Regions from separate parts of the Homo sapiens genome. Here regions 1, 2 and 4 are each linked to region 3. Evidence: chromatin loops called from intact Hi-C (ENCODE). Cell type or tissue: heart right ventricle. All regions are shown on one strand. Each heading gives the region's core, and the rest is flanking DNA. Links, peaks and the distances in the headings are about the cores only.

Region 1 (8,231 bases), core at 1,425-6,424, 57 kb before region 3:
TGGGGGATCAAGGGCTGTGAGCTGTGAGCTCAGATGTGGTTGGGCTGGGCTTCTTGCCATTTCAAGGCAGGTTGGCCACATCATTTGCAGGCCTTGGTACGAAATAAAAACACAGGCTTTTTGGATTACATTTGTCATGGGTCACTTTCAGAGGCTGAGGCAGGAGGATCGCTTAAGGGCAGGTGTTCAAGACCAGCCTGGGCAACACAGCAACACTCCATCCCTACAAATAATAGAATAGAAAAATTAGCTGCACGTGGCGGCGTGCACCTGTAGTCCCAGCTACTTGGGAGGTTGAGACAAGAGGATGGCTTGAGGCCAGGAGTGGAGGCTGCAGTGAGCTATGATTGTGCCACATCACTCCAGTCTGGGCGACAAAGTGAGACCTTTTCTCTAAGAAAAACAAATAAAAAATTCCAGGCCCCTTGTTCAAAAAGCAGAGAAAAATGGCATTAAGAAATGTACTAAAATATAAAGACTTTTTCCTTTCTTCCGTAGTCTCTCTCTCTTGCCTTGTCATGGCATTTTTTATTTGCTATTTAATATCCTTCTAAGTAAAGAAAAATTAAACTTTTATAAGTTATTAGCATGAATTTTACCACTCATCTTTATATTATACAATGCCTGTTTTAAGCGCAAATATTAGAGCATTTAACTTGTAAGCGGAATCACTGAAATGACAAAATTCATATTTATAGCTTGCACACACACAGGCATTTCATTATTACCAGAATGGCAGAAACGCTGCTCAAAACTAACTCAACTGTTATTATTATTATTATTACTATTATTATTGTTATTGTTATTTTGAGACATTGCCTTGGTCTGTCACCCCAGCTGGAGTATAGTGGTGCTATCCTAGCTCACTGCCGCCTTAAACTCCTGGGCTCAAGAGATCCTCCTGCCTCAGCCTCCTGAGTAGCTACGACTATGGGCACACGCTACCCTACCTGGGCTAAATTTTTAAATTTTTTGTTCAGGTGGGTGTCTTGCTATGTTGCCCAGACCAGTCTCAAACTCCTGGCCTCAAGTGATCCTCCTGCCTTGACCTCCCAAAGTGCTGGGATTACAGGTGTGAGCCACTGAGCCTGACCAAATCAACTGTTTTTATTTCACTTCTTGCCACATGCATACTGTACTAACACTCTCTACTTTTGGCTTACTGAAGAGTGAGGAAAGGCTGAAAGAAGGAACTGTGGGTTGCTCTGTCTTCCTCTTCCCTTCATTCTTTTCCTGCAGAAGTAAACATGAGTCCTTTAAGTAAACATTGGTCCTTTGTGTGTCTTAGAACATCATTGCCTCTTTCTGCCTTCAGGGTAAGGAAAAGTGCATGGAGAGTGGGGCCTTCTGGGGACGTCACCACTCCCACCTAGTCTTAGACACAGCCGGCTTATGACTGCCCCCGTCACACACTCATGAAGCTGGCCCTGCACCAGGGGTGCTACTTCCCATACAGATGGGGAAACAGACTCAGAAAGGGACAGACTCAGATGAGATCAGAGATGGCCAAACTAGGACCTCCCTGAACCTCAGTTTTCTCCTGATTGGATTGGAAATAAGATTTGCGTCATGGGGAAGGGGTATTGGTGAAGGCAGAGGTGGGGTTAAGCTCATTTCCCCTGCCTTCTACAGTTCAAGCATTTGCTTATTTATTCATTCAACAAACATTAGCTGACCACCACCTCCTGCGTGCTGGGCAAGGCGAACCTGATCCCACTCCTTGAGGAACTTCTAGTTTGGTGGATGGGATTCTCTATTCCTAGCCTAAGTGCACTGATTGGAAACTTTCAGACCCTGAGACAAACGTCAGGACTATGGTTGTCCTGTAAGTGGCCAGAGGGTTGGGCATTAGTGCTAGCGCCTGACTGAAGTGCCATGGAGATGGCTGCAAATTTGCTGGGAGTTTCAACAGCTGGAGAAAGGGCATTTCTGGAAGAGGTTGCAGCCTGGGCAAAGGGCAGCTGAAAGAGTTTCAGCAGAAACTACCAAAGCCTGGAACCTTGAGGACTAGGTGAAGGCAAAGATGGAGGTTTAAGCCAGAGTCTCTCAAAGCATTGCTCAAGGGTCATGTGACTCCAAATTCTATCCCCCCAGTTCTTTGGCCCAGGCCCCCAGCCACGATTTCGACTTGGAACTTGGCTCTCTGCATGAAGCTGAAGGAATTCCTCACAGCCCTGCTGATGGCCTAGATGTCTCAGGTTTCTTTTCTTTCCTTTCCTTTCCTTTCCTTTCCTTTCCTTTCCTTTCCTTTCCTTTCCTTTCCTTTCCTTTTCTTTCTTTCTTTCTTTCTTTCTTTCTTTCTTTCTTTCTTTCTTTCTTTCTTTCTTTCTTTCTTTCTCTCTTTCTCTTTCTTTCTCCTTCCTTACTTCCTTTCTTTCTTCTTTTTCTTTTTTCTTTCTTTCTCTTTTTCTGTTTTTCTTTCTTTTCTTTTCTCTTTTTCTTTTCTTTTTCTTCTTTCTTTCTCTCTTTCTTTCTCTCTCTCTCTTTCTTTCTCTCTCTCTCTCTGTCTCCCTCCCTTTTTCTCTTTCTTTCTTTCTTTCTCTCCACCTCTCTCTCTCTTTCTCTCTTTCCCTCTCTTCCTCTCTCTGTCTCCTTCTTTCTCCCACCCTCCCTCCCTCCCTTCTCTCTCTCTCCTAGCCTGGGGCCTAGAAGTCCCTCTGCTGAATCCCTGCATGAAAATAGCAGCTGCCTTGTTTATCCCACTGACTATATGTCCAGTAGTGTGCCAAGCCCGTGTATCTTTTCTACAAATCCTTACCCAACCCTATTGTTTTAGAGATGAGGAAACAGAGCTCAGGGAGCTGAAGTTACAACCCCAGGATCATTGTGAATGGGGGAGCTGGGCTTAAGTCCACGCCATTTGAAGCTCACCTGTGGGCCCTGAACCTCATGTTTAGGCCCGCATGCTCAAGTTTCCCTGCTCTTTCATTCATCTGCCTCCATTTCATTCATTTTATTCATCTGCCTCCATTACCTTCCCCCCTGCTTATGAACTCCTAAACATCCTTCAGAACCCTGCTCAAATGCCTCTTTGTTTTTTCAAGCACCCAACAAGGAACATTTCATTTCTCCCTCCTACAAATATTTGAGCACCTTCATATTCTAGGCATCGTGGTAGACCCTGGGGAAACACTGATGAATACACTGACTTGTTGCCACCAATTGACAAGGAAACACAAACCAGTACATTGTTATTAATTGTAAAAACAGTTATGAAGGACACGAACTGTGTGCTTTAATAAAGAATGATGGGGTGGGACTACTATGTAGTGGGTGATCAGAGAAGGTCTTTGGAAGAGGAAGGATTTGAGAACTCCTTCCAGGCAGAGGAAGCCAAGTGCAAAGGCCTAGAGGTAGGGAGAGTTTGATGTGTGTGAAGAAACAACAAGTTGGCCAGTGTGACTGGAGCACAAGGAGAAAAGAAAGACTGGTAGGAGGTGGATCAATGAAGCAGGCAAGCCTCCCTTAGCATAGTTCCCTAAGGCACTGAAGTTTAAAGGTATCTGCCTCCTTCCTGGGGCAGAGGGATCAGATCAAATCCTAGTGGTGTCGCCAGGGCAGGGCCTGACACCCAGGAGGTGTGCAGCTGAGATGGCTTGAAGCAGGGTCGGCCAGCAGGTGGTAGACAGCTCCGCCCCCTCCCTCCTTTCTTCCTTTCAAGAAAGAGGCCGGGCCCTTCCCGCATGGCTGGCTCCCCTGGGCCACCCTAAGGAACACCATAAGTCAGCTTGGTGGGGGGTGGACAACAGGGGCGCTGCTGAAGGACCCGGGAGGAGCCAGGGCGGTGCTCTTGTGGGAGTCACGCACCATCTGCAACTTGTTTTCCTGTGTCATTTGCATTTTCTCTGAAATTATTTTTTTAAGGATCCAGCCAAATGCACTGTCACGCAGGCTGCAGATTTAAAAGAGTGTGGGGGGTTGGGGGAGAGCAATAGGCACTGGGTGTGGCCCTTCCTGGCGTCTAGCTTCCCTGAACTCACTCTCCAACCCCCTCCCAGCCAGAGGCCACTGGGGCTGGGCTCTTGTTGTGGAATGGATAAGAGTCGTGAGTCATGCACAACTAGGGCTACAGGGGCATCCCCTGTGCCTGGCTCCATGTTCAGAAAGAGCCATTCAGACTTCACAAGAGTCCTGTGCAAGAGGAAAGCCCATTATCTGCCCTGCTAGGGACACCGAGGCTCAGAGCCTGCTCACAGCAAGCAGAGGGCTGGAACTTCCAGCACACTTGCAGGGTAACTCCTATTCTCACGTTAAGGGTGGACGGATCTGTCAGATGGAATACAGGACTGCCAGATTCACAGGCTATTGTCTCTCTGCTTAGGACAGGAAGGGTTCCCAGAGGTCCTTGAGCACAACCAACTATTGTATAGCCAAGGAAACTAAGTCTTTCAAATAGACGGGAAGGGGTGGGGTCAGGGTTTGAACTAAGAATGTCTGCTTCAGAGAAGGATGAGTTATATAACTTCAGCCATAAAACAGGCACGTCCCCTACAAATGTGGGGCTGGCTCTGCTCAGAGAGGATCGTGGGGGAGGTAGACTTCTGTGTGGAGCCCCTCCCTGGTACATCATGCATGCCAGTGCGTCCTGAAGGGCTGGGTGCATTCCCCTTAGTGGGACGTGAGATAAATAATTTTGAATTCCCCATTGAGACAGCTATTTCCTCCCAATTCCTCTCATGGCATCAGGGAAAGACTCCTGTTGGTGCTGATACCTCTTTTACACCTGTCTCCAACTCATGCTTGTCTCCCTTTTTGACAAAGAAGTCCAGAGCCTTCTACGGGCAATGCTGTCCAGCTAGGATAGAGTGGAGTTTTGTCGAGGAGCCATTTGAGCTGAACCCTGAAAGGTCACTGGGAGCTTGAGAGGCAACTGGGAAGAATATTCTGTGTGGCGGGAACAGCTGGTGTATAGTACTGGAAACATAGGGAAGCGTGGCACATTTTGTAGAAAGGGGAACCACTTGATGTGACTGTAGGTGTGAGTGATAAGGCAGAAAGGGGCACAAGGGGAAAGTCCCCTGATGCCACGTGAAAGCGCCTGGGCTTTACTCTATGGATGATGGAATGGCTTTGAGCAGAAGCAAGGGTTTTGGAGGGAGTGACACTAGAGGCAGCTAGGCAGTTACAGGATTCTATCAGTACTCCAGGCTAAAGATGATGGTGATCTGCAGGAGGACAGTGGTTGTGGTGATGAAGTCATCAGACCTGGCCTAACCACTAAGTTTTGCATAATGGTAATAGTGATGATGATGGTAACCATATGGTGAAGAAAATAGTGATGACGATGGTGGTGATAATGGTGGTGGTGATGGTGATGATTTTAATGATGATGATGGTGATGGTGCTGATGAAGGTGATGATGATGGTGGTAACAATATAATAATAGTACCAACTGACATTTACTTTTGCATTCTTCACCTCAATGTCATTATGAGACCACTTTCCCGTGGGATTGACACCACTTTAATCCCCATTTTTCACATGAGGAAACTGAGGCTTGCCTATGGCCACCTGGCTACAGAGTGGCAGAGTGGGGCTGGGGTGCCAGGTTGGCCTGGCCTGACTTCTGAGCACTGAGCTCTGGACTCCATGCATCCTGTTTCCAGCCAGCAGCTGGGAAGGGCTGTACCCTAGCCTTCCCCTGTGCCCAGGGTGCTGAGATGTCAGGTTTCTCTCTTCCTAGGCCCTTGTCCTGCTCTGACCCTATGGGCTAAGCCTTTGAAGGCTCTGGTTGCACTTTCGGCTGGGGGCTTGTCATCCCCTTCGCATCAGTAGCTGTGCTCTGGTCCCAAGCAGGAGGGAGGGAAACCTTTCCACAGCCCACAGCCCTTTCATGCCAAACCCTGGCCTGAGTGAGATGAGTGTGGAGGAATTTGGTCATGTGGATCTAATTTCTCTTGAAATATGCAGCAAATGGTGCTGGACAAAGGCAGGCTGCATTGGCTGGACCTGAAATATGTAGGTGACTGCTTCTGAGATGTTTGACAACTCCAAGACTCAGCTGAATGGGCCTGCAGTACCGGGCTGTGGCAACTGGTCCGGGAGGGAGCAACTGAATGCCATAGCTCATTCCATATGTGTGCCAAGGACACATGGACAGAGACCAAGATGCAGGGAAATTGGGCCAGGCTGGGTGACGTGCAGAGCAGGGCTGCGTAGGCAAAAGGGACCCTTCCAAATGGCACAGCATCACATAGTGTCAAGAGTGAAGTTTAGAAGTTATTTTTACATTTTCCTACTTCGTGTGACCTGAGTCTCTTGACCTGGCTGAGCCTTAAGGGTTTCTACTGTCAAATGGGGAAAGCAGATTTGGAGGGAATGGAACAGAGCCAAACTGAAGTAGGAGGCAGAACTCAACTCCAGAGGTGGGGCTCAGACACTGGACCAAATTGAAGACTAGCTAAAACAGGGCCAGGATGGAAGCAGCTTTCCACAAGACTCCCCTCACCCACCAGTGTGCCATCTCAGTTTACCATTGCCATGGCAACACCTAGAAGTTATGCCCCTTTCCATGACAACAACCCAACGACTCAGAAGTTACCATCCTTTTCCTAGAAATTTCTGCATAAACTGCTCCTTAATTTGCATGTAATGAGAAGTGGGTATAAATATGACTGTAGGACTGTCTCTGAGCTGCTACTCTGGGCACACTGCCTATGGGGTAGCCCTGCTTTGCAAAGAGCAGTACCTCTGCTGCTGCACACTGACACTTCAATTAAAGCTGCTGTTTACCACCACTGGCTTGTGCTTGAATTCTTTCCTAGGCAAAGGGAAGAACCCTCCCAGGCTAAGCCCAAATTTTGGGGCTCACCTGTTCTGCATCAAAAGCAGGCCTTTTTGTTTCATCTACACAGAATATACCCCCACCAATCCCACAACCGTCCTTTCCTTCCAGGCATCTGTTCTTCCTCTTCTCAATAAGTGCTTCTGCTGGGGGCTGCCAATCATACTATCCCACTCTCTGACTGCTGTGACTGGGCTAAAGATGGTCATGTGACTCTTAGTGGGCCAATCGGAGCTCTTCTCTGGGATTTTTGCCCTTGGGCTGGATGAAGGCAGCCCCTTTTCCTCCATGAAGATGAGTCCTGAGCTGTCTGTGGCTGTGTCCCCCACTCTGTGAAGATAAGGAAAAAAGAAAGTGACCAGTAAAAAGAGAGGCAGATGAAGTCAAAGGCAATGTCTAGATGAGGTTGGCATCCTGGGAGCCTGTCTCACACCTGTCCTTCTCACAGAATTTTTGGTAACAAGAGCTAAGAACAACTCCTGTTTTGCTTAAACTAACTGGATTTGTGTTTCTGTCTCATACAACTAAAACCATATTGATAAATGCAAGCCTTTCCTGGCTTCCAAGGTGCTGTGTGGTTCATTACCCTTGTTGTTCCTCAGAGCCACTCTTGAGATGGGTATTCCTATTTACAGATGTCAATAATCATAATCATGTCAATTTCCCAAGAACTCAATGCTGTGCCAGCTACTGAGCTGAGCTTCTCTTAGAAATTATTATACTGAATCCTACAGTGCCCCTGGAGGTAGTGTTTATTATTTTCTCCATTTTGCAGATACGGGAATAGAGGTGCAGAGGGTCAAGGGGCTTACTCCAGGTCACACAGCTGACAAATGACAGAGCTAGAATTTAAACTCAGGTCCAGTTTTCAACCTCCATGTTACTAGTCTGTGCAGGTGGTATTGATGATGAAGAGCAAAGATTTATTGAGCACCTACAGGGTGGCAATCACTTCAAACATGTTGTCTCTTTTAGTTCTCATGATGGTCCTATGAGGTAGACACTATTTTTATTCCCATTTGGCAGATGAATACGTAGAGGCTTAGGGAGGTTGAGTGACTTACCAAATACCAAGTGGCTAGAAAATGGCAGAGCCACAATGACTGTGTTATTTCAAAGCTGGTGCACAGAAATTCTACTTTGTAGGCTCTGTGGTGTTAAACTGATTGGAAAAGTCCTCAATTTCTCTTTACCCACTCCTTCTCTTATCTATGCCCCTTTATGATGTGGCTTTGCAGCTCCTTCCATCAAAAGATGGAATCTATTCCCCATGTCTTGACTCTGGATGTCTTAATTAGCCCAGGCTGCCAGAACAAAGTACCATAGACTGGGTGGCTTAAATAACAGAAATTTATTTTCTCATAGTTTTGGAGCCTGGAAGTCTGAGATCAGCGTGCCAAGCATGGTTGGATGCTGGTGAGGGATCTCTTCCTAGTTTGCAGACAGC
Region 2 (8,231 bases), core at 1,058-6,057, 120 kb before region 3:
GCCAGTAAATTGGGCGCGCTCTCGCTGGGCTCCTTCAACAAGCCCAGCTCCAAGGACAACCTGTTCGGCCAGAGCTGCCTGGCTGCGCTCTCCACCGCTTGCCAGAACATGATCGCCAGCCTCGGGGCCCCCAACCTCAACGTGACCTTCAACAAGAAGAACCCGCCAGAGGGCAAGAGGAAACTGAGCCAGAACGAGACCGACGGCGCGGCAGTGGCCGGCAACCCGGGCTCGGATTACTTCCCAGGAGGGACTGCTCCTGGGGCCCCAGGACCCGGAGGCCCGTCCGGGACCAGTAGCAGCGGCTCCAAAGCCTCGGGGCCGCCCAACCCTCCAGCCCAGGGGGACGGCACCAGCCTCTCCCCCAACTACACCCTGGAATCCACGTCGGGGAATGACGGCAAGCCGGTCTCCGGGGGCGGCGGCCGGGGACGGGGTCGCAGAAAAAGGGACAGTGGTCACGTGAGCCCTGGCACCTTCTTTGACAAGTACTCGGCGGCTCCGGACAGCGGGGGCGCACCTGGGGTGAGCCCAGGGCAGCAGCAAGCGTCAGGCGCAGCCGTCGGGGGAAGCTCCGCAGGCGAGACGCGCGGGGCACCGACGCCCCACGAAAAGGCGCTCACGTCGCCATCCTGGGGGAAGGGGGCTGAGTTGCTCCTGGGGGATCAGCCGGACCTCATTGGGTCCCTGGACGGCGGGGCCAAGTCGGACAGTAGTTCGCCAAACGTGGGTGAGTTCGCCTCGGACGAGGTGAGCACGAGCTACGCCAATGAGGACGAGGTGTCGTCCAGCTCTGACAACCCCCAGGCACTAGTTAAAGCGAGCAGGAGTCCCCTGGTGACCGGCTCGCCCAAACTCCCTCCCCGTGGGGTAGGCGCCGGGGAACACGGACCGAAGGCGCCCCCGCCCGCCCTCGGCCTGGGCATCATGTCTAACTCTACCTCGACCCCTGACAGCTACGGCGGCGGTGGGGGCCCGGGCCATCCGGGCACTCCGGGCCTGGAGCAGGTCCGCACCCCGACGAGCAGCAGCGGCGCCCCGCCACCCGACGAGATCCACCCCCTGGAGATCCTTCAGGCGCAGATCCAGCTACAGAGGCAGCAGTTCAGCATCTCCGAGGACCAGCCTCTGGGGCTGAAGGGTGGCAAGAAGGGTGAGTGCGCCGTCGGGGCCTCAGGGGCGCAGAATGGCGACAGCGAGCTGGGCAGCTGCTGCTCCGAGGCGGTCAAGAGCGCCATGAGCACCATTGACCTGGACTCGCTGATGGCAGAGCACAGCGCTGCCTGGTACATGCCCGCTGACAAGGCCCTGGTGGACAGCGCGGACGACGACAAGACGTTGGCGCCCTGGGAGAAGGCCAAACCCCAGAACCCCAACAGCAAAGAAGGTATATGCACACTCGTTTTCCTCTCACTTCCCGGGTGACCCGCCCCATCCCCAGGGCAGGACTTAGCCTTCGCCTTTTGGGGTCCTTTGAGGTTTGGAGGGCACAAACCCTCCTAATCCCCAACTAGGAGCTGGTTATCCCACCTTTGCTTACACCAAGGGCTGTGAGGACAGACCCCCCCACACACACTGCCCCCAAGCCCCCCACATGTTACCAGGTAGATTCTAGTGCCACAGGGTGGCAAAAACTTAGATGGCAGCCCTTTGGGAATCTTGTAGAGTACCCCGCCCAGCCGCCCCCACACCCCCAGTTTTAGCTGAATTGCCCCTTCCCTTTCACACTAAGACCCCTCCCCACCCTCAACATTGAGGCTGGCTCCACTTTTTAGCAGCTGTGTGCCGCCTTCCCTGGCAGGACACCTGGGAAGTTGTGTTAACGCCTCCCACCTTTTCCTAGTTAGTCAGCCTCTAGCGCTAGTTCTTTTAGGTGCCAGCATTTTTAGGAAAAAAAAGTTACCAGCCCTGGTGTCGGCAGCATCACTCAGAGGCAACGCCTAATTTGACATTTGTTCCTAATGAATAGCTATTTTGTCTCTTCTTAACTATCAGAGTTTCATTGAAAAACGGGAGACCTGTGGGGGTTGCAGGAGGCAGGGAACCTTTTCAGGGCGCATCCCCTTGACATTTGGTGGGGTTGGGGAGGGGGAGTGCTGGGGTGGGGTCGGCTTGGACATCATTTGTGTATGGGGATATGGATATATACTCTTAAGACACAAAGGATCCGTGTTTGTCAATATCTCGCTTGGCTTTGGTGACAGATGTCCTGTCCCAGCTTTCGTTTGCATTCTAAGCACCCCCTCCCCACCAGGCCTGGAGGCCTTTAAGGTGGGAGGGGTGGGGTTAGTAAATGGGCTGCCATTCCAGTTAAAGTAATAACAGTTCTTTTTAACCTAAGGATGACTGGGTTGCCGTAGATATTTATTTTATCTGAATGGAGGTTTAAAATGTCTGTATATAAAGTGCGTGTGTGTGTGTGTGTGTATATATATAGGTGTATATATAGGTATGTGTGTCTATATATGTATCTATATATATCTAATGGCTTCTTAAAATCAGGTAACATCATTTCTTTCTTTCTATGTCTTTCTTTTAAACTATAGTTGAATTCCCTTGGTTTCCCTAGACAGACTATCACCATGGAACCAGTGGCTGGCATTTTAACCTTGTTTTTGAAAATGTGTCCCCCCCCAGTGCAATTCTTGCCCTCTTTTACAGTTCTTTCCTCCTCTGCCTTCGTTTCCCTCATCCTCCCCACATCCTGCCATGTCTTGACCCTGGATTTAAGGTGAGGGTAGGTTTTAGGAGAATGGCATGGGGGCTGGGGGAGGCAAGAGGAGAGGAAGCGAGAGTGGGCTGGGAGTTGGGTGGTTCAGAACTTGGGGCTTTCAAGGCGCGCATCCCGGGTAGCTTTCCCGCTTAGGTTTTCTAATTCATGAATGCGGCCTCTCTGCTTTTTCTCTTTGTTCCGCGGTTACTGCCCAGCCCAGGACGCCCGGGACGCACTCTCTCATTTGAAGCCGGGTGTTTAGCATGCACAGCAGACGCTGCGGCCAGCATCAGCATTCTCCAGGCTTCTCCCAGGCAAGGCCATAAATTGGTTAGTTTGGGACCCTCAGCTTCTTCTCCCTTTTTTCCCCCCCTTTTTAAAATCGAGTTGGACACAGCCTCCTGCTTGCTCCCCCCACCCCTTTATTTTCTTGTACACGACATCTCGATCTGGCCCGATCGATAGCTGGTTAGCACAAATCTCAGCCCCTGTCACTTCTACCTGGCCTGGCCTGGCCTAGCCGCCCCTCCCCCTTCCCCTTCTCATCCTCCCCTCCCACTCCTAGTAATTAAGAACATATTGGCCAAAATGAGGTGAGAAAAGTTAAAAAAAAAAAAAACAACAACCCTGATTTAAAGAATCCATTTAAGAAAAACAGTAGCACTTCATCTTCAAGTCTTTTAAAGGGCCTTCATAGACTAGGTGGACAGGTATAGGGTCATTTTAATGAGATTTTTAGAAGTTGTCTCTCCCCATCCCCTTTCCAGTCCTTCCTTTAGAGATGAAGATGCAGGCTGTGAATGAAGAAATGTCACCAAAGAAATGTTTTGTTTGTGTCATCATCACAGTCAGATGAATGAAAATATTTTTTAGAAACAGATGCTAGTCACTTTAGGGTTGATTTCTCCTGTAAGCTAAAGGAAGCCCTCCCCTGCATGCGGGGCGACAGGGACTTCCATCAGGGACCAGCAGGGCTGGCTGTCTTATAAGCACCAGCAGGGACACCCACTTGACCTCCTTTGTTTTCTACTCTGTGGTGTGGGAAGGACAGTTTCCTCGATAAAGCAGCGAATTGAGGTCACTCGAAGCTTCTGTAGCCTTGGGGTTGCTAGTTAAGGCTTTATAAGGTATCTGCATCTGAATCCTGCTCCCTTACTGGTAGTAAATAAGGATGATTAAACTTTTCATTATGATAACACCCTGTAGTTCCATCTGCACACGTTGTATAAATAGGTACACAGAGCTTTCTACAGGCCCCTGAGTCCCCTCACTGAAAATCAGAGTGAAGTGTGCCACTTCGAAATAGAGACAGAAAAAAAAATCATAGCAAAATGTTCTGCTTTTCCTTTAAAAACATGCTCATGGTCCCATTAGCCTTGAGCAGTGGTGTCCAATGGCTTTGAATGGACCTTCTCTAGGTACCAGCCCCAGCATTTTTTTTTCTACTCCCCTTGCAGGCAAAGCCCATTTTTGTAATGATATTTTATTTTGTCACGCCGTAAAACATGCCAGTACTAATGTGATTAAATATTAACACCGTTTCTGAAATTCTTCGCTCCAATGACAAAATACTAGTCGGTATTTAACAAAATGATCCGTGCTCGGATTGGAGGGAACGAATAAGTCTTCAGAACTGTACAAGGCGTGCAGCCACTGGGACGTGCCCAGATTGTCTTATGGGCTTGAGATGTCCTTTGGAGGGGAGGGAACTTGACTGGCAAGTTGTCGTTCTCGCAAAGTCTAGGCCAACATCACATGGGATGATGATTTTTTTAAACCAGGAAATCTAGCTAGTCTCTCCAAATCATGCTTCTCTTGACTTCTTAATCAACCCACCCAACAACTTTTATATAATGCAACTTTACCTCTGAGCATGAGGCTCTATTTGTACAAAGTTGTGGTGGGGGAAGGGTGAGATTGTGGAAAGGAAAAAAACAAAAAACAAAAAACAAAACCCAGCCTGAGTTTGGGCCTATTCAAACATCAATTAAATTGGTGAGAATTATATGGATTTAAAAAGAGTTTGCAAAATCATCCGCCTATCTTTGTAACACACTATAGAAATGATCCCTGAAAGTATAGTCTTCATCCACCTATCTTTGTAATAGGTGTGTGGCTACGGAAGAATTTCAACACAGAGAGGAGAGATAATGATAGATTATAGATAATGCATATTAAGTTGGAAAAAGTACGTTTTCTCCCCTCCTGCCCCTTACAATTTTCAAAAGTTGAATTAACCGTATTCTGTAATACGTTTATCTTTGCCAAACCTCCTTTCCCCTGGTAGCTCTATCTTGAAACCCAGGGCAGTCTTGAAGTACTCTTTCACATACATTGAAATGGGAGCAGTCTCGGTACACACTCTGCAAGCAATCCTGCCCTTTTTGGAAGTATGATATTTTTACAGTGATGCCAGAGAAATTTTTGGAATTTCATGCTTCTCTCAGTGTTGCAGTCAGAACACAGTAACAGCACTGAGCAATCCTAGGCAGGCAAGATTTGAACATGGAATTTCTTTAGACATAGGGCAGACTTGGGGCGGGGGGGCAGGTAGGTCCTAGCCTCAGAGCAAAGCACTGTTTTCCTGAGAGAATTTTTAAGGCTCATTTGAACTTGTTTGGGGGAAGGCAAAGAGCTTTGCAATCCTGTTTCCCTGTGAAATTACCCAGCACGAGTTGTATGCCTTCATGTGACTTTTGCGCCTCCGGAAGATGTAACCCAAAACTTCGCAGGTGTTAATAAGGGATAATGTAAACAGATAGGGCCCCCTTTGTGCAGCTGACGTTTGGGCCTCCCTGCTCCCTGGATATCCCAGGACATCAAACTACTGTTCTTTGGTGCTTGTTTAATATTTCATGGCTGTAATAAACCTGTCTACTTTGCCCGCCTCCTGACATAAAACCCCAACCTAACACACATCTGCAATCATACATTTCTACTAAATATTAATAAAGGACAAGGATGTTTTAAGGGGCTGAAAGCTGGCAGTGTTGAACTTGTCATGGTTTTCTACCACTGGGTTTTCTGGCTGTTTTGATTTTAAATAGCCATTGCTTTCTAATATGCAAAATATATTTATATATTCATATATATATATATATATATATATATATATATATGCAATTTTTATAGATTGAAGGGCTTTCCTCAAGTATAGCTTTCTTTAATATAAATTCATTTAGATTTCTTGTGAGGCCCCTTCAGACCGGAAATAAGGAACTATTGAAATGTACTTCTAGTTTATTGAGGTTTCTAGGAAAGGAGTGAGAGTTAGTTAATCTAATTTCTCTTTCTAGCAAGGAAATTCTATGATTCCTGATATGATTTTGTTTGCCTGACAGAGGTATTTAAATTTCCACAAAGAATCTTAATAGGTTTTGAAAATGCGGCTACTCTTGCCAAGAAGTTACTTGATACCCTGTGCTGATATAAAATATACATTTTTAATAAATAGTCCGGCAGGACCAGGTGAAATTAGAGGAGGAAAATTCTTCCCACTGTGGAAGGGCCAACTTGAGTGGGTCACTGGGATTTCACAGGATCTCCTAAACTCACTTTATGCTGGAAAATGTAGCAGAATCACTTGTGACCCGTTTCTCTCCACCTGAATGACAATGACGTCGGATTGTGTTCTTTGCCCAGGGAGTGATCAGCTTTGCCGAAAGCATTTAGGAGAGATAAACACTCTTGGTAAGGAATACTGTATTTACCTCTGTTTGGTTATTTTTAGAGATTAAAAGGCTGTAGCTTTATATAATAGGATCAAATGTCTGGGGAGTGTGTGGGAGCAAGCAGGCCTCCCAAGCACACCGCAACATAAAAACACCAAATCCTCTCATGCCAGAGCGGTCCTCTGTTTGTCGGAGGGGGTGGGGGGCTGCAACCAGTGGTTTCACCTTCTGTCCTTTTCTCACTACCCGCTGCTTGTTCCACCCAGTTCTCTGGTCTGGAGGGGCCAGGATCGCCCAACCTCATCATTTTGACTCAAGTCAGGATTTTGACTTGCCGACGATGTGTTTGTTTTAGGATGGTGTCTATATTTAGGCGCGTCTTGGGTGGACAGATTTGAGTGTGGGATTTGATCGCTCTTGGTGGAGATGTTGATGTATACATGAGTGCGTGATTGAGAAGAGGGACATTTGGAGGAAATTTTTCAAGCCTCCTCGCCTTCTCACACACACTGGAGCCAAATGAAGTGGTCTGGGGGCCAGCTCGAAAGAGCACAGCTGAGGTGGGTGGAAGCTCTGGGTCTGTATCTCAGGGGAGCAAAGCAGGGCCCCATGCAGTTCAGTGTGTGAAGAAGCCCCCCTCTCTCCCCCTCGCCCCATCCCAGCATCCGCATATATACATATGCATGGCCGAGTGTATTTCCATCCAATCTGGAGTCACTCCTCCAGTTTACCCTTAATCTGCTTTCTGAAGGCGAGCGGGGAAAGGAGCTCACCCTTCAGTCTCAATGGCCTTAGCTGACAGGTTCTGATTCTGTAAAGGACTGAATGAGCGTGAGTCCTAAAAATAGAGGGAGGATTTTGAAGATCCTAATTACGAAATCTCAGCCTCCCGGGCCTCCTGGGCTGTGGGTGACTTTGATCTGGAGTATTTCAGTAGCAGACGCACGTCGCCCCTCGCTGGGTTTTGTGCGTGAGCGTACGTGGAGGTGTCTCTCTGGCTGAGTTCAGCTAACACCAGTTTCCTGCCAGGAGAGGAATCTTTGAATCAGTGCCCCCTCCCCTTCTTTACTCCCCCCCCACCTACCCCCACCAGTTGTGGGAAGCGGACGCTGCTTCTCATTTATGGAAATTCCTAGCCTTTATTGTAATCTTTTTGTACCAACGACGTGGCGGAGACGACACTGGGCTTTCAAATTAGTCATGGTCCTGCCTGCAGGGACCCTCTGTGTCCTGATGCAGAACAGCTCAGCCACAGTCCCCAGCTCAGAGCCACCCAGGGCCCCGAGAAACTGTGAACAGGCCTCAAAAGGAGAGATGGTTCTGGGATCCTGGCACATTGTGCCCGATGGGTCACCCCGCACGAAGGTGGCCCTGGTCATTTCCTGCCATCTTCCGATGACAGGACAGCATGCAGCCTCACCTGGGTGATCAGCCGCTTTGCAGAGCGTGGGTGAGATGATACCCTGCCAAGTGTGCGCTTCAGGGGGCAAAACCTCCAAACTTATTTTGTGACCAGGATTGAGAAGCAGAGTTAAGTTTCATTTACTTGTGTGGGGAGGGACTTTTGAAAGGCATCATGTTCTCGGGATGTAATTATTATAGGATGCTGAGACCCGCTTTGTGTGCCGGCCTTCATTTTAATCAGCAGCCTCCGAGGTTTGAGCAGCCAGTGAAGTATCTGCTCCCAACCCGGTGTTTGCCCAAAAGGGCACAGAGGGGAGAAATGGCCACGGGTTTCTCCCAGTCTTGAAATCCAAGGGGTTGAAACTGGGTTCCCGATAGCTTCCAGTTTGGGCCTGACAAGACCATATTGGACTGGCACCCTAGGTACCTCCTGAGTCAGGACT
Region 3 (5,000 bases), core at 1-5,000:
TTCTATCCTGCCTGGTTCACAGTAGGTGCTCCAGGGACAAACATGGAAATGAGATGAGTGGGTCATTAGCGATATCTGGACACCAAACTGTGCAGATCTGGTTTGGAGGCCCTGGCTGTCAGAATGGTGCTCATTCTTCTGGGAGAGCTGGGCCAGGGTGGGGTGGGGGAGGGGAGAGGCTACTGCATTTCTTATTTTTTTGAACCTCTAAGGCCTTATCCTGTTCTTGCAGCCCCAGCCTCCACTCCTAGATGACGTGGGATTAGGGGGCCAGCTCTGGCTTCAGAGACCCCTATTTCTTTTTTTTTTTGAGTCGGAGTCTCGCTCTGTTGCCCAGGCTGGGGTGCAGTGGTGCGATCTCGGCTCACTGCAAGCTCTGCCTCCCGAGTTCACGCCATCCTCCTGCCTCAGCCTCCCGAGTAGCTGGGACTACAGGTGCCCGCCACCACGCCCAGCTAATTTTTTGTATTTTTAGTAGAGACTGTTAGCCAGGATGGTCTGGATCTCCTGACCTCGTGATCCGCCCACCTCGGCCTCCCAAAGTGCTGGGATTACAGGCATGAGCCACCATGCCCGGCCCCTTCTTCTCTCGCCTAACCCACCCCCACTCCCCTCCCCCTCCCCTCCCCCCTCCCCTCCCCTTCCTTCCCTCCCTCCCTTCCTTCCCTCTTTCTCTCCCTCCCTCCCTTCCTCTCTCCCTTCCTCCTGTCTTTCTTCCTTCCTCCCTTCCTTCCCTCCCTCCTTCCTTCCTTCCTCCCTCCCTGCTCCCTCCCTTTCTTTCTTCTTCCCTCCCTTCCTTCCTCCCTCCCTTCCTTCCTCCCTTCCTTCCTCCTTCCCTCCCTGGTCTAGCAAGAGAAAAAAAAAAGGGCCCTGTACACCCACTTGCTACTTCACCCACCAACCCATCCCATCAGCAATGGGTGAGCGAGGCCAGGCCCAGTGCCAGGCAATGAGTATACAGCAGAGAACAAAACCACCCTGGTTTTGCCCTTAAGGGGCTTTGAGCCTGGTGGGGTGACCGCTATCAGCAGGCAGTGTTCAGTCCAGGCTCTGAAATTTAACAGACCTAGGCTTGAGTCTCAGGCGTATGCCTCAGCTTCCTTATGTTTTAAATGGAATGATAAAGCTGGCTTTGGAGGGTTGTTGGGAGGGTTCCCAACACCCTGGATGAGAGAGAAATGCTTAGCACAGGTCTGGCACACAGTAGGTGCCCAGCCCCACTTCCTTTGTTTCTCCTCCCCATCTCTCCTGGTCACTGTCTGTGATCCCCAGGCAGTGTTCACTCAAGATATTGTGTGATGGAGATGCACAGGCCATGGAGGAGCCCATAGAAGGTCCTAAATCAGCTCGAGGCAGCAGCTATCTGGGCAGGCTGCCTGGAGGAGGGGATGTTTAGGAAGACACCTGCAGGAGTTAGCCAGGGGAGGAAGCAAGGGATGGTAAGTGTTCCCGGCAGAGGGAACAGCATGTGCAATCCTCTGGGGTGACAGCAGCACTCTCAGGAACTGAAAGGGGCTCAAAAATGGCTGGAAATGGAAAACCAATAAGACTACCACCATCAACAATCATGGTGGCCTTCTCGATGTGCCCAGCTGCCTCCTGCATGATCTCACTAAGCCCCTCCGGAAATCCACTCCTGTTTTACAGACCAGGAAGCAGAGGCCTGGAGATTCAGAGACTCACCTAGGCCCCGCAGTGTGTATGGGGCCCAGGGCGGAGCTGGGGTTGGATCCAGGCTGCAGAAGCTCAGCCTCCTCCCCAGGACAAACAGCCAGGCTCCGGTGGGGCAAGAGAGGCAGGGTCCTGGGGAAAACTTCCTCCCAGAGCTCCCCCGGGCCAGGCCTGGAGGCCCCGGGGAGGCCCTGCGGGTGGGGGCGGGGCGTGGGAAGGCTGTAAACTGGCTTGGGGCGGTAGGGCTTTCCTGTCGCTGCCGGTGGCCCCCGCCTTTGTCCTCATGTGTCACTGAGGAATGCAGCTACAGTCCAGATAAAGGCAGCTTTGTTTGGAGACCTCAGGAGGGGGAAGGGGGAAGGGGGAAGGTGGGGAAGGGGCAGAAAGAAGCAGGCTGGGGAAGGGGAGGGGTTACCATCACCTCCTGGCTGATCCCAACCCCCTGGCTCTGGGCAGGAAGCACCTATGCCCCCGTGGACACCCACATCCTCTGCCATCCCCTTAAGGCACTTCCTGACTTTGGGCAAGCAGCTCCCTCCTCTCTGAGCCTCAGTTTCCTCATTTGGATGATGGGGATCATCTGTCAACCTCTATGGATAGTTTGGAGGTTCCAGCCAAGTAAGTCATATGGTTGATTTGACTTGCAAGGCATATTGATGACTAAGAAAAAGACAGCCCAGAGAGGTCAAGTGACTTGCCCAAGGTCCACACAGCTTGACCTTGGAAGGAGTGATGCAGTCGGGTGTTTGCCAAGCATTGAGGGGGTGGGGCAGAACGAGGCTGGGATCCCAGGCTGCGCCCTTTGATGTGGCAAGCAAGAATGACAGGTGGTCCCTTGAATGTATGCACTTGCTCATGGAAGCCTCACCAGGGTGGGCGTTGAGTTTGCCCTTGGTCACTACTGTCCCCATGCCCCTCGGTGCCTGGCACAGGTAGGCAGGAATGCTCAATGATTTAAACCCACAGCCTCTGGGGCCAGGCGGCTACCACCTGGGGCTGTGTGATCTTGGGCTAGTCCTGATCCTCTCCATGTCTCAGTTTGCCCCTCTGTAAAACGGATCTAATATGAGGACTCCCCTCACGTGCACAGGCCGTGGAGGAGCCCATAGAAGGTCCCTAAATCAGCCTGAGGCAGCAGCTATCTGGGCAGACTGCCTGGAGGAGGGGATGGGCAAGTTCAAGGAGATGATCTGCACAGAGCCTGGCATCGGTTATTCGGATTAGTGGGACAATGGCTATCTGCTTGCTGGCTGCACAGAGGATTTTCCCAAGGTCATGGCCGAGGGTGCGCTGGGATCAGCCCAGGCTCCTCTGGGCTGTTTCTGCCCAGGAAGGAAGGGTGTGAGTCCTGCAGTGCAGGGGTGAGGCGGTTGAGTGCAGGAGGAGTAGGCATCATGTGCCACCCAGCTCCAGGCCGGGCTCTGCCCTTTTGAGAGGAGGTGTCATGTGGGTCTGGAGCTAAGGGACGTGGCCCCCTGGCCCCTCCTCACAGTGACGGATGTGGACAGACAGATGGTCTAGGGCTGGGCACGCTTAGTCATGGCCCAGATATAACCTGGGCCCCATGGGGCGGCTCCCTCTGTCTCACTGTCTCACAGCAGCTGCAGCCAATCCCAGTGGGTCTGAGGCCTCACTTTGCCTACTGAGTGGGTCTCAGCTCACTCTCTTTGGATGCAAGAGGAAATGGAAGCCCAGAGAGGGGAAGTGACCCACTCAAAGCTGCACAGCAAGCGAGGGACAAAATCATCTGGTCACTCACTGACTTGGCAAATATTTCTGGACTCTGAAGAGTGGACTAAGTCCATCAGGGAAGAACATACCTAGAGAAAGCACTGACTTGGACAAAGGTACAGAGGAGAAGTTCTGTGATGGTTAAGGGTGTGGGTACCAGTCTGCTGGGATCCAAGCCCTCTCTGGCACTTGCTGTGTGACTTAGAGCAAGTGAATCAACTACTCTGTGCCTCTGTTTCCTCACCTGTAAGTTGAAGATATTCACAGTGTTTATGTCATAGGGGTCTTATGAGGATGAAATGAGTTCATTCATGCAAGATGCTTAGCATGGGTCCTGGCACACAGTAGGTGCTCAATAAACAGGAGCTGTTAGGAAGGCATGGGGAATGAAGGACATGTGGAACATGGGAACCACCAGCCAGTGGTTGGTAGGGAATGTCTAGAGCCCAGAGTGGGGTGTTGTGGCCCCATGTGGAAGCTTGGGGAACCAGGGCTTAGCCTTGTAAAGAGAGTGGGTGGGGGCAGGGCAGGGTAAAGGCTGGGAGGTTCTGGCAGGAGGCAGGAATTCTAGGTGAGCAATACTGGGGCGATGAAACTAGAGCAGAAATGGAGGCAGGGACGAGAAGGAGGTGGAAAGGAGGGGCTTGGAACCTGTCTAAATGTGGCAGGAAGAGGAGGGGTGTCATCCAGGAGAACCGTCCCGGGTTCCAGTGGAGGAGAGGAACCTACAAAGGGAGAGATGGAGCCCCTGACTGGTGGGGCCAGCCACTCTCTGAGAGTCTCTGAGGTGCCCAGCCTGGCCCAGGAGGTATCATCATGCTTAGGGTGGCAACAAAATTTGCAGGCTGCCGTGTGAAACAAAACTGCAGTCCTCCTTGTTTAAAAGGCAGGAAAAATGTACAGTAAAGGTACTAAAATAGGAAATGTTTGCCCTTCTTCCGTGAGTCTCTTCTGCTCACCTGCATGCTTCACTGCCCCACTGGGCTTCACTTACAAAACATAGATAGGTGCAGAAATTAAGAATTTCAAGATGGTGGCCGGGCATGATGGCTCACATCTGTAAACCCAGCACTTTGGGAGGCTGAGGTGGGCAGATCACATGAGGTCAGGAGTTCAAGACCAGCCTGGCCAACATGGCGAAACCTTGTCTCTACTAAAAATACAAAAATTAGCTGGGTGTGGTGGCGCATGCCTGTAATCCCAGCTACTTGGGAGGCTGAGGCAGGAGAATCACTTGAACCTGCGAGGCAGAAGTTGCAGTGAGCCGAGATCACGCCACTGTACTCTAGCTTGGGCAACAGAGGAAGACTCTGCCACACACACACACACACACACACACACACACACACACACACACACAAAGAATTTCAAGACGGTAACAGCAAAACATAAACCCAGCTTGGAGCCTTTCTGAGCGCCGGGCTCTGTGCAACTGCAGAGATCTCATGGCCGTAAAGTTGGCCCTGATTCATGCCCATTCTGCAGAGGAGAAAGCTGAAGCTCAGAGAAGTGAAATATCCTGGTATTCTCACTCCAATTCCAGAACCCCCTATATTCTGCACCCCCTTCCAATGCTTGCTCATGTCTAATTGTTATTC
Region 4 (8,231 bases), core at 1,843-6,842, 110 kb before region 3:
TGTGTGTGTGTGTGTGTTTAACTTTTAAGAAATGCATCGTTTGACTTCCAAAGAAGGAAGAAAAAGTATGCATAAGTCTCGGAAGCTGAGAAAAGGAATAACAAAGCAAAACAGCCCTCAGCTTTGGCCTTTCCTAACACTGAGTCTGTAAAGGGGAGCATGTGTCATTTTGATGGTGCGAGCACTTCAGCCTGGCTTCTTTGGGGGGCCCCCCTCTTCCTCTCTGGGCTCCCCACAGCCTTCCTGTCTCTCTGCCTTCAGAAGATGGGCTAAAATTCCACTCAAAAAACAACCATCAAAATGCCAGGGTTCGGCCATAACAGTTTTTGAGAAATGGTGTTTTCGGCACCCCCCACCATTTGCTTAATTCCTCGCTCATCTCGTCGGTTCCCACCAAGGCCTTGCCTTTGCAGAGTGAGGGCCAGACGGAGTCTTTGCGGCGCTGAGCCAGCCTGAAATGAACTGAAGGCGCTGAGGAAACAGGCATTTGGAGAGATGAGGATACAATTTCTTTTTTTATGTGGGCCCGTTAAAGTCTAATGGACATTGGTGTCTGGCCTTAAATTTGGAGAGGGTCTTTATCTAACCCTTAAAACTGGAGTCGTTTCCGGTAATTACGACACCCCAGGCAAGACCACTAAATCTTCCAGAGGCTTGTCTGGATGGCCGTGGTGGGGCTGGGAGGGGCCATGGGGGGGGGGCACACCTGTTACCTGTATCAGCTATAATTATGACATTTCTAGACTCCTGGTTTTAAAGGAAGAATTTATGGGCTAGGTAAAGCCGGAAGAGAGCAGCCAGAGGCGTTCTGGCTTATGGCAGCGAAGTTGCAAGAGCCCCCACGCTCGGTGCCCATCACGGCCCCTGCATTTCCTTAATGAACTAATTTAGTTCCCCAACATTTGGTATTAAGTAAGTAGTTATTTTGGGAATCGAAGAGAGAAAGAGCTGGAAGACTTTAAAAAAACTTTTTGGAAAAAAGAAAAAGTATTGCATTTTTAAGTTTGAGACGTCTTGGCGTCCAGGCGTAAGATGTGGGGGAGGACTCCTTTGGTGCGACGTGGCCGGACGTGGAGAAGCGGCCGGCCCCATCCCTGCCTGTGTTTTTGCTTCTCGACAGAGGGGGTTTTTCCGTTGTTAGGAACGGCGGAGGCCACAACACCCAGACTCCGAGCAGTTTGTTTGGAAGTATTGTTTAGATTATTCTCGCTTTTCAAATTGAGACAAACTTGGTTTAATGGGAAAATAGCAGTATTACTATCTTGGTGTGTTTGCTTTAGCGTTTAAAAATAGTTTGTTTTCATATCCCAAATTTCATCCTTTCCTTGTTTGCTTGTTTGATGGAAACCCGTGTGTGTGTGTGTGTGTGTGTGTGTGTGTGTGTGTGTGTGGCGGATGCCAGCACGCACATCTATATAGATGCCGGCGATCAAATAGTTGCAATCGTCCAACCAAAAAACGATTGCAATTTTACATCTGGCTAAAGGGACTCATACCATTTGTTTTTAACTTAAACCATCTTGTCCCTTCCTTCGGCATCAGCACACCACTCCCCAACTCCCCCCGACCCACAACCCAGCAGTATTTATTTCTTCCTTAAAAAAAGGAATGCCGGCCTGTTCGCTAAGGTCCCTGTTGGAATAGATTTTCAGAGGTTATGTATTAAATGTGTTTGAGGGCGATTTCAGCCCTCAGCCTGGTTGTCCCAGTACTAATGGTAGCAGGGCCTATTACAGACAGGCAAAGAATATTGTAAATGGCTTATGCAGAAAAACCATTTAGATAAAAATGCAATTTTCCCCTCTGCATAGAGTGCTAAGAATTAATAGCACATTCTTTCTAAATGGGTATTTTTATATTATATTTTCCCCCTAATGAAATTCTTTCCCCAAACAAGAGCATGTTTCATTTTAAACTTTAGAGTAAAATTGATCTGTTTTTAAGCCTGCAAAAACTGGTGTCCTAGTTCTCAGCAGGCCCCTACCTTCCCTCCTCTGCGTCTGAGATTTTTGACATTAGATTGTGTAGCGGATGGTAATGGCGGTTGTGTTTTTTGACAGTCCATCCACATTGAGGCTGAAATAGAGAGAAAGGCTGGGTTTGCCCACATTTTGGGTGGATATGGGGGTGTTTGGCGGTTTCAACAAACAGAGAAACTGGTCCTGAAATCTGAGCCGTGTGCACTCAGGCCTGGCCTGGCCTGGGAGGAGGCTCAGTTCCCTGCTCCCTGGGAGTGCCTGTGATCCCCTAGGTGCATCCCCTGCTCCTGGCTTCTGTATGACTGCAGGGGAGATCCAGGGTCCCCAGTCCTGCTCCCCTTTATACGACTTCTGGGAAAGGGGCTGCTTCCAGCTCCCGAGTACCCTCTGAGGGGCAGTTCTCAGGGGCCGGCTCTCTGCCAAGGCCTCTGTGGCCATTTTGGGAGGAATGGAAATTCAGAACTTCTTAGAAGGCTGACTTCAGGCAGACCAGCAGGAGCCTGCGGCGGCATCATCGTGGAAAGTCTTTGAGAGCTTGTTGCACTGGCCGCCATGGGCCAGTGTCTGCTGACCCAGTTTTCCCTGCCTGGGTGTGTGTACGTGGAGATATTCGGACTCGCCTTGGCAGCTTAGACGTCCAGACTTGACAGTGATAGACCCTGTGACATTGTAGTAGGTGAACATCTAAAACACAAGCTTGTGGTTTTTCACTATCAATATGGCACTGATGTGAAAGTTTAGGTAGAATTCTAGAATGGGAAAGACCTTCTCCTGTTTTTTGTGCCCCTCCCCTACAACATTTTCCAGTTGAGATAACGAAAGCCCAGAGAGGGCAGGCAACTTGGCCAAGGTCACACAGCACAGGCGCAGAGCCAGGACAGGACTATAGTTGACCTTTGGCCTTGGGCTTCCCTTCCTGCCCCTTAATGCCCTCACCTGAGAGCTAGGATTTGATTTTATCTGGCTAAGCCTCGTGCAGACCAGAACTGGGTCTTAAACTAGAGGTTTCCAAGCCTTTTTAAAAAGCACCATGACAGGGCCGGGCACGGTGTCTCAGGCCTGTAATCCCAGCACTTTGGGAAGCTGAGGCAAGTGGATCACCTGAGGTCAGGAGTTCGAGACCAGCATGGCCAACATGGTAAAATCCCATCTCTACTAAAAATACAAAAATGAGTGGGGTGTGGTGGGTGTCTGTAATCCCAGCTACTCAGGAGGCTGAGGCAGGAGAATTGCTTGAACTCTGGAGGTGGAGGTTGCAGTGAGCCAAGATCACACCACTGCACTCCAGCCTGGGCAACAGAGCAAGACTCTGTCTCAAGAAAAAAAAAAAAAAAAGCAGCACGACGTACATCCCCTGGTTGGTGGTTGGTGATGGCAACCCTTGTTCCCTTCCTCTTGTGGAGGTGGACATCGTGCAGGAGAGAATTCTTGACCTTGGGGAAGCCGCAGTAGCACCATAGCCTGTCAGATGGTTGCTGTGGGTTTCAGCCCTGGCGTTTTGATTCTTCCGAGCTGGGTGATCTCAGACAAGCCACTTCACTGCTCCCAGCTTTCTTTCCTCATAGATAAAATTGACAAGAGGAAAAAAAAAGTGTGTACCTCACAGAAATATTGTGAGGACCAAATAGTATGTTTTAGCTAGCATTATAATTATGTGACTAAGGGCACAGGCTTTGAAGCCAGACTACCTGGGTTCAAACCCCAGCAATTCCAGTTCCTGGCTGTGTGTCCTTGGGCAGGTTACTTAATCTTTCTGTTCCTTCATTTCCTCATCGGTGAAAGAGAATAATAATAGTTCCCGCCTCATGGGGCTAGAAGGATTCAGCAAGTTAATATATATATGAGTTGATACTCAGAAGCCTGCTTAACACAGAGAAAGTACTATATGCCAGCACCAGATTTTACTGAGCACTGACTATATACCAGGTGGTTCGTATATAGGGCATCAGTGAACCTAGGAAGTGCATGGTGGCATTGTCGCTATTGTTTGTCCCATCTTAGGGATGAAGAAATGAAAGGCACAGATTGGCTTGCAAGTGGTGCCGGCTGGAGGGGAAACGATGCCAGGCTGTACTTCAGGCACTTAGCCCCGGGCCTGGCACTGGGGACTTGCTCAGTAAATGTCACAATGTCATAGGGCGGGGCCGGGCTGGGACCCACTGCCCCTGCGTCAGCAATTTCAGGCCTCACTATTGGGCCGGTGTGGGGCCGGGGAAGGGAGGGGAGGATTATATGTGCAGACCTTCTCCTTGTTCGGGGCATTCAGACCCTGTGGTCTGGTCACAGCCTGCCACCATCGGGCACGTGTTCCTAGCAGTGGGATGGTAGCGCCAAGGTATTTTTTACCACCCGACAGCTCTCCCTGTGCCCCCCAAGGAATAGTTCCCTGATATGTGTGAGTAATGGTCAGCCTTCTTGTGGAGGGAATCCATGAGATGAGCTGGTCCGCGGCCCCTGATCATTTTGCCAGGAGCCCGAGTCAACCATAAACAGTCTGGGAGCCAGCAATAGAAAAATTAAACCCCTGCGTCTGGCAACTCAGGTGGGGCCTCAGGAACCTGGCAGGCTCGGGCTGAACAGAGATAGCAAGAGCAAGAGAGAGAGAGAGAGAGAGCTTGAGAGTGAATGAGCGTCCCTGCCCCAGGAGATAGTGGGAGGGTTTAGGAGGCAGACAAGCCTGGGATCGAATCCTGGCTCTGCCACTCGTGTGCTGTGTGACTCTGGGCAGGTGATTCACCTCTCTGAGCCTCAGTTTCCTCACCTGTTACATAGGTATAATTCTTGGGACCCTCTCAGAGGGTTGCTGTGGGGCCTGAGCATCTGGACAGGTTGGTGAGAGCATGGGCTTTGGTGTCAGCCAGAAGGTAGCTATTCTGTTCCCATGTGGGACTCTTGGACATGTCCAGTTCCTCTCTGGGCCTCAGTGTCCCTGGCTACAAACTGGGAAGAGTAACACCCTTCCCACAGGGTAGTGGGAATGCTCTTCACCCTGGGGCAATATTGCCCCCCCCAGGGCATACTTGGCAATGTCTAGAGAGATCTTTGGTTGTCGTGGCTGCAGGGAGGAAGAATGCTATGGGTCCCTGATGGGTGGAGGCCAGGGATGCTGTTCAATGTCCTACAATGCACAGGACAGGCCTCACTACTCTCCTTTCCAGGCCCAAATGTGAATAGCGCTAAGATTGAGAAACTCTGAACTACAGTGAGTGATTGAGGTTAGGTTCAAAATAATACTCAGGGCTGGGCATGGTAGCTCATGCTTGTAATCCCAGCACTTTGGGAGGCCAAGGCTGCTGGATCACTTGAGCCCAGGAGTTCGAGACCAGCCTGGGCAACAAGTGAGACCCTGTCTCTACAAAAAACACAAAAAATTAGCTGGCCATGGTGGCGCACACCTGTAGTCCCAGCTACCTGGGAGGCTGAGGTGGGAGGATCATCTGAGCTTGGGAGGTTGAGGCTGCAGTCAGTTGTGATCACGCCACTGCACTCCTGCCTGGGCAACAAAGTGAGACCTTGTCTCAAAGAAAAAAAAAATACTCAAAACTTTCTAGGCAGTATAGTCTATATTCAAGAGGGCTGGCATATTTATTCATTCAACAAACACTCCCAAGCACTTAACCACATGGCGATGCTGTTCTAAGTGGTGGGATGCAGTGGGGAGAAAGACAAATGCCCTGCCTTCATGGAGTTTACATTCTAGGGGAGGGGCCAGAATGACAGACAACAAAGAAGAACGCAGAGAATTAGAAGAGGGGATGTGCGTGAGAGTTCCTAGTCTGGGCCACCAGGAAGGTCTCTGAGAGGCAGTGACAGTGAAGTAGAATCCCTGAGTGATGACGAGGAGCCAGCCACTAGTGTTCTGGTGATTCTACTTTTAAACACCTGGCTCTCTGGGGTAGGGGGAGAGAAAAATAAATGCTCTGATATGCAGCATCTGCTGATTCCCGTGGTGTAAATACTCCTAATTTCAAGCCACCAAAGTGATGTCAGCTGTCAGCCGGATTGCAAAATTCCTGAATATTTAACAATGGGCTCCGGCACCCTGGAGCCAGCTGTATCAAGCTCTGCAGGAAGTGGGTTGGGCAAGGGGACAGTGAGGGCAGGTCCTAAGGCAGGACGGGGAGTGGGCCTATTTTAGGAAAAAGGCATTGCTGGTGAGAGGGGAGAGACAGTTCAGGCAGGCAGGGGCCCGACTGCTCGGGGCTTGTAGGCACGGTCAGATTAGCAGTTTGGAGTCCATTCTAAAGTGTGGCCGGGAGCCAGGGGAGGGTGTGGAGCACAGACAGGCTGGGATCTGACGGCACATAGTAGATGTGCATTGAACGGTGCTTCATCTGAGCCCAAGGTGTCTGAGAAAATGTCTGTTTCCCTTCCCTATGTTCTGGCCCTTTCTGAGATGGCAGAAACTTTCCTTCTGGTTTGGAGCCCCTGGGCCATAGGTTAGGGCAAGTTAGGCTGTCCCCTAGGACAGGGTGCTGGGGTCCTAAGGTAAGGGTTCAGCCTACCACAGGTGGGAGGGCATGGGGCATGTCAGTGGCTCCCTGAGCTGGGCAGGCCACAATTTATGTCCTGGTCCAGGGAGACTCTGTTTCCTCCTTCCCCCAGGCATTGTTCTCCAGGCCTTGCAGAGGTCACCCCGACAGGAAGGCACAGGCCCAGCTGGGGCCAGCCCGAGGAGGTGTGGAGGCCTGGGCCCCTGGGTGACCCAGGCCTGGCGTTCACTTTCTGGCAGCTTTTCTTTTGCATTCCTGCCCAACTCCCTGAGTGGCAAAGGAATCCTAACAAGCTACAGTTATTAAACACCCATCATGCCAAGCCCCATTTTACAGATGAGAAAACTGAGTCCCAGAGAGGCCAAGTGACCTGCCCAGGGGTGCAGTGTGGATTCATATCCAGGCCTTTCTGAGCCCGTGCTTAGAACCACTTATGGGCACGGAGATGAGGAGCTGTATTTCCTACCAACAGATGCTGGAGATAAAAACCAACTCTGTGTCTTGCCTCCTCATGGCCGTCACCAGGTCATGCCGTTGGCTGTTTAGGTCTTCCCATTTGTTCCCCACAGGTGACGGGACAGTGGTTCGAACCCCTAGCCTGGGGGCCGGGATGTGATTGGGGCAAGGCCGTGCTGCCTCACTGATCCTCAGTCAGCTATTCTATCCAGTGGCTCAATTCTGGCATCTCCTAGGACCCCAGTGAGGAGGAAGCGCCTGCCGGTATAGCTGGTACCTGCTGAGTGCCAGGGAGCACAGGTGCTTTGTTGCAGGAGTGCATCCTATCCTGGTCCCAGGCCTAGGGGGTGAGGACCCCATCCAGAGACAGCATTCATCATGGTCACCCTGGCACCCTGCTGCCTTTGGCCCCTGAGGTGTAGGAGGGGTGATGAGGATTTCCTGCAGAGGGACCGGGATGGACCCAGATGGGGCTGGTTCGGGGTCAGGGATCTTCACCCCCATCTCTGCAGGGGTGGGTAGGGAAGGAAGGGATGCCCCTGTATGGGAATTCCTTGTCCCAGCCCCGCCCACCTCATTTCTTCCTCCCTTATCCTTGAGAACACTGGTCTTAGCCAGCTTCTGCTTTCGTAGGTTGCATTTGCCTGGGCCGCTGTGGTCTGGGCTTCAGCCACTGTCCTACCCGAGTGAGGCTTGTTACAGACATCAGGGCCCACCTGACTGTGGTGGGCTACACGAGGATGCTCACATTTCCTCCATTAGTCACCTGATGGCTAGGCATTGGAGTCAGATTTTACGTCCCAGACCTCGGGGAGGAGGACAGTGCAGGAAGCCAGGCCTGTGGCCTTCCACTGGACTGATCTCCTTACTGCCCCGGGCCTCAGTTTCCTCATCTGTCTTTTGGGTTAAACGGGGTCGTGGCGAGGATTAAGACAGATAATGAAAAGCACTCCGCCCAGCGTCTGGCACATTGCAGACGTCACTAAGCCTTGGCATAAATACAGATGCTTCTCCTCCTGCACAGGAAGCATCGGGAACCTGTGAGGGGAGGGGGATGACACGTTGCATGAAGTGGAGAGGAGTGGGCGTCCCCCTGTGGGATGGCTCATTCTCCAGTGGGCAGTGAGAGATTTGCCTGCGGAATTTAGGAGGGTGGTCTTGGGTGCCGTTCAGGAAAGAGAAAGTGGCCGCGGCAGCTGGCAGAAATTCCCTCAACGGCTAGATGTGTTACAACGCCAACCAGTGAGAAAATGAATCTGAGACAAAAATTGTGCATTTTCTGGAACTCCTTAGAGTTTTAAAT

What was found. Peaks named below come from ENCODE experiments on the same cell type or tissue, not always from the same donor. Only the 100,000 strongest peaks of a DNase experiment are listed, where the experiment ranks them.
Region 1: it touches region 3 in a loop (17-fold over the local background); 20 of 110 quality-filtered maps call a loop at or near these places.
Region 2: a loop joins it to region 3, with 2.4 times the contacts of the local background. A loop is called at or near these places in 17 of 110 quality-filtered maps.
Region 4: a loop joins it to region 3, with 2.2 times the contacts of the local background. A loop is called at or near these places in 10 of 110 quality-filtered maps.

What each region holds. Positions count from the first base shown.
Region 1 is chr22:27,722,644-27,730,874 of GRCh38, reverse strand. No RefSeq gene overlaps it. Among named protein-coding and RNA genes, the nearest start is that of CPMER, 12 kb to the right of the region's middle. In heart right ventricle, for the core only: no CTCF peak of the experiment used is centred there; a DNase peak (open chromatin) is centred at 4,054; H3K27ac peaks cover 2,903 bases.
Region 2 is chr22:27,789,919-27,798,149 of GRCh38, reverse strand. MN1 (MN1 proto-oncogene, transcriptional regulator) reads left to right here. Exons shown (of 2, transcript NM_002430.3): 1 at 1-1,387. Among named protein-coding and RNA genes, the nearest start is that of MN1, 7.7 kb to the left of the region's middle. RefSeq lists an enhancer at 6,280-7,256. In heart right ventricle, for the core only: a CTCF peak has its summit at 3,653; no DNase peak of the experiment used is centred there; H3K4me3 peaks cover 4,598 bases; H3K27ac peaks cover 2,947 bases; H3K27me3 peaks cover 473 bases.
Region 3 is chr22:27,667,761-27,672,760 of GRCh38, reverse strand. No RefSeq gene overlaps it. Among named protein-coding and RNA genes, the nearest start is that of CPMER, 45 kb to the left of the region's middle. RefSeq lists enhancers at 3,035-3,329, 3,135-3,429, 4,806-5,000. In heart right ventricle, for the core only: no CTCF peak of the experiment used is centred there; DNase peaks (open chromatin) are centred at 1,890, 2,539 and 3,120; H3K27ac peaks cover 3,879 bases.
Region 4 is chr22:27,778,217-27,786,447 of GRCh38, reverse strand. The region is part of intron 1 of MN1 (MN1 proto-oncogene, transcriptional regulator); the gene reads left to right. Among named protein-coding and RNA genes, the nearest start is that of MN1, 19 kb to the left of the region's middle. RefSeq lists enhancers at 524-1,051, 5,893-6,519. In heart right ventricle, for the core only: no CTCF peak of the experiment used is centred there; a DNase peak (open chromatin) is centred at 4,110; H3K27ac peaks cover 3,667 bases.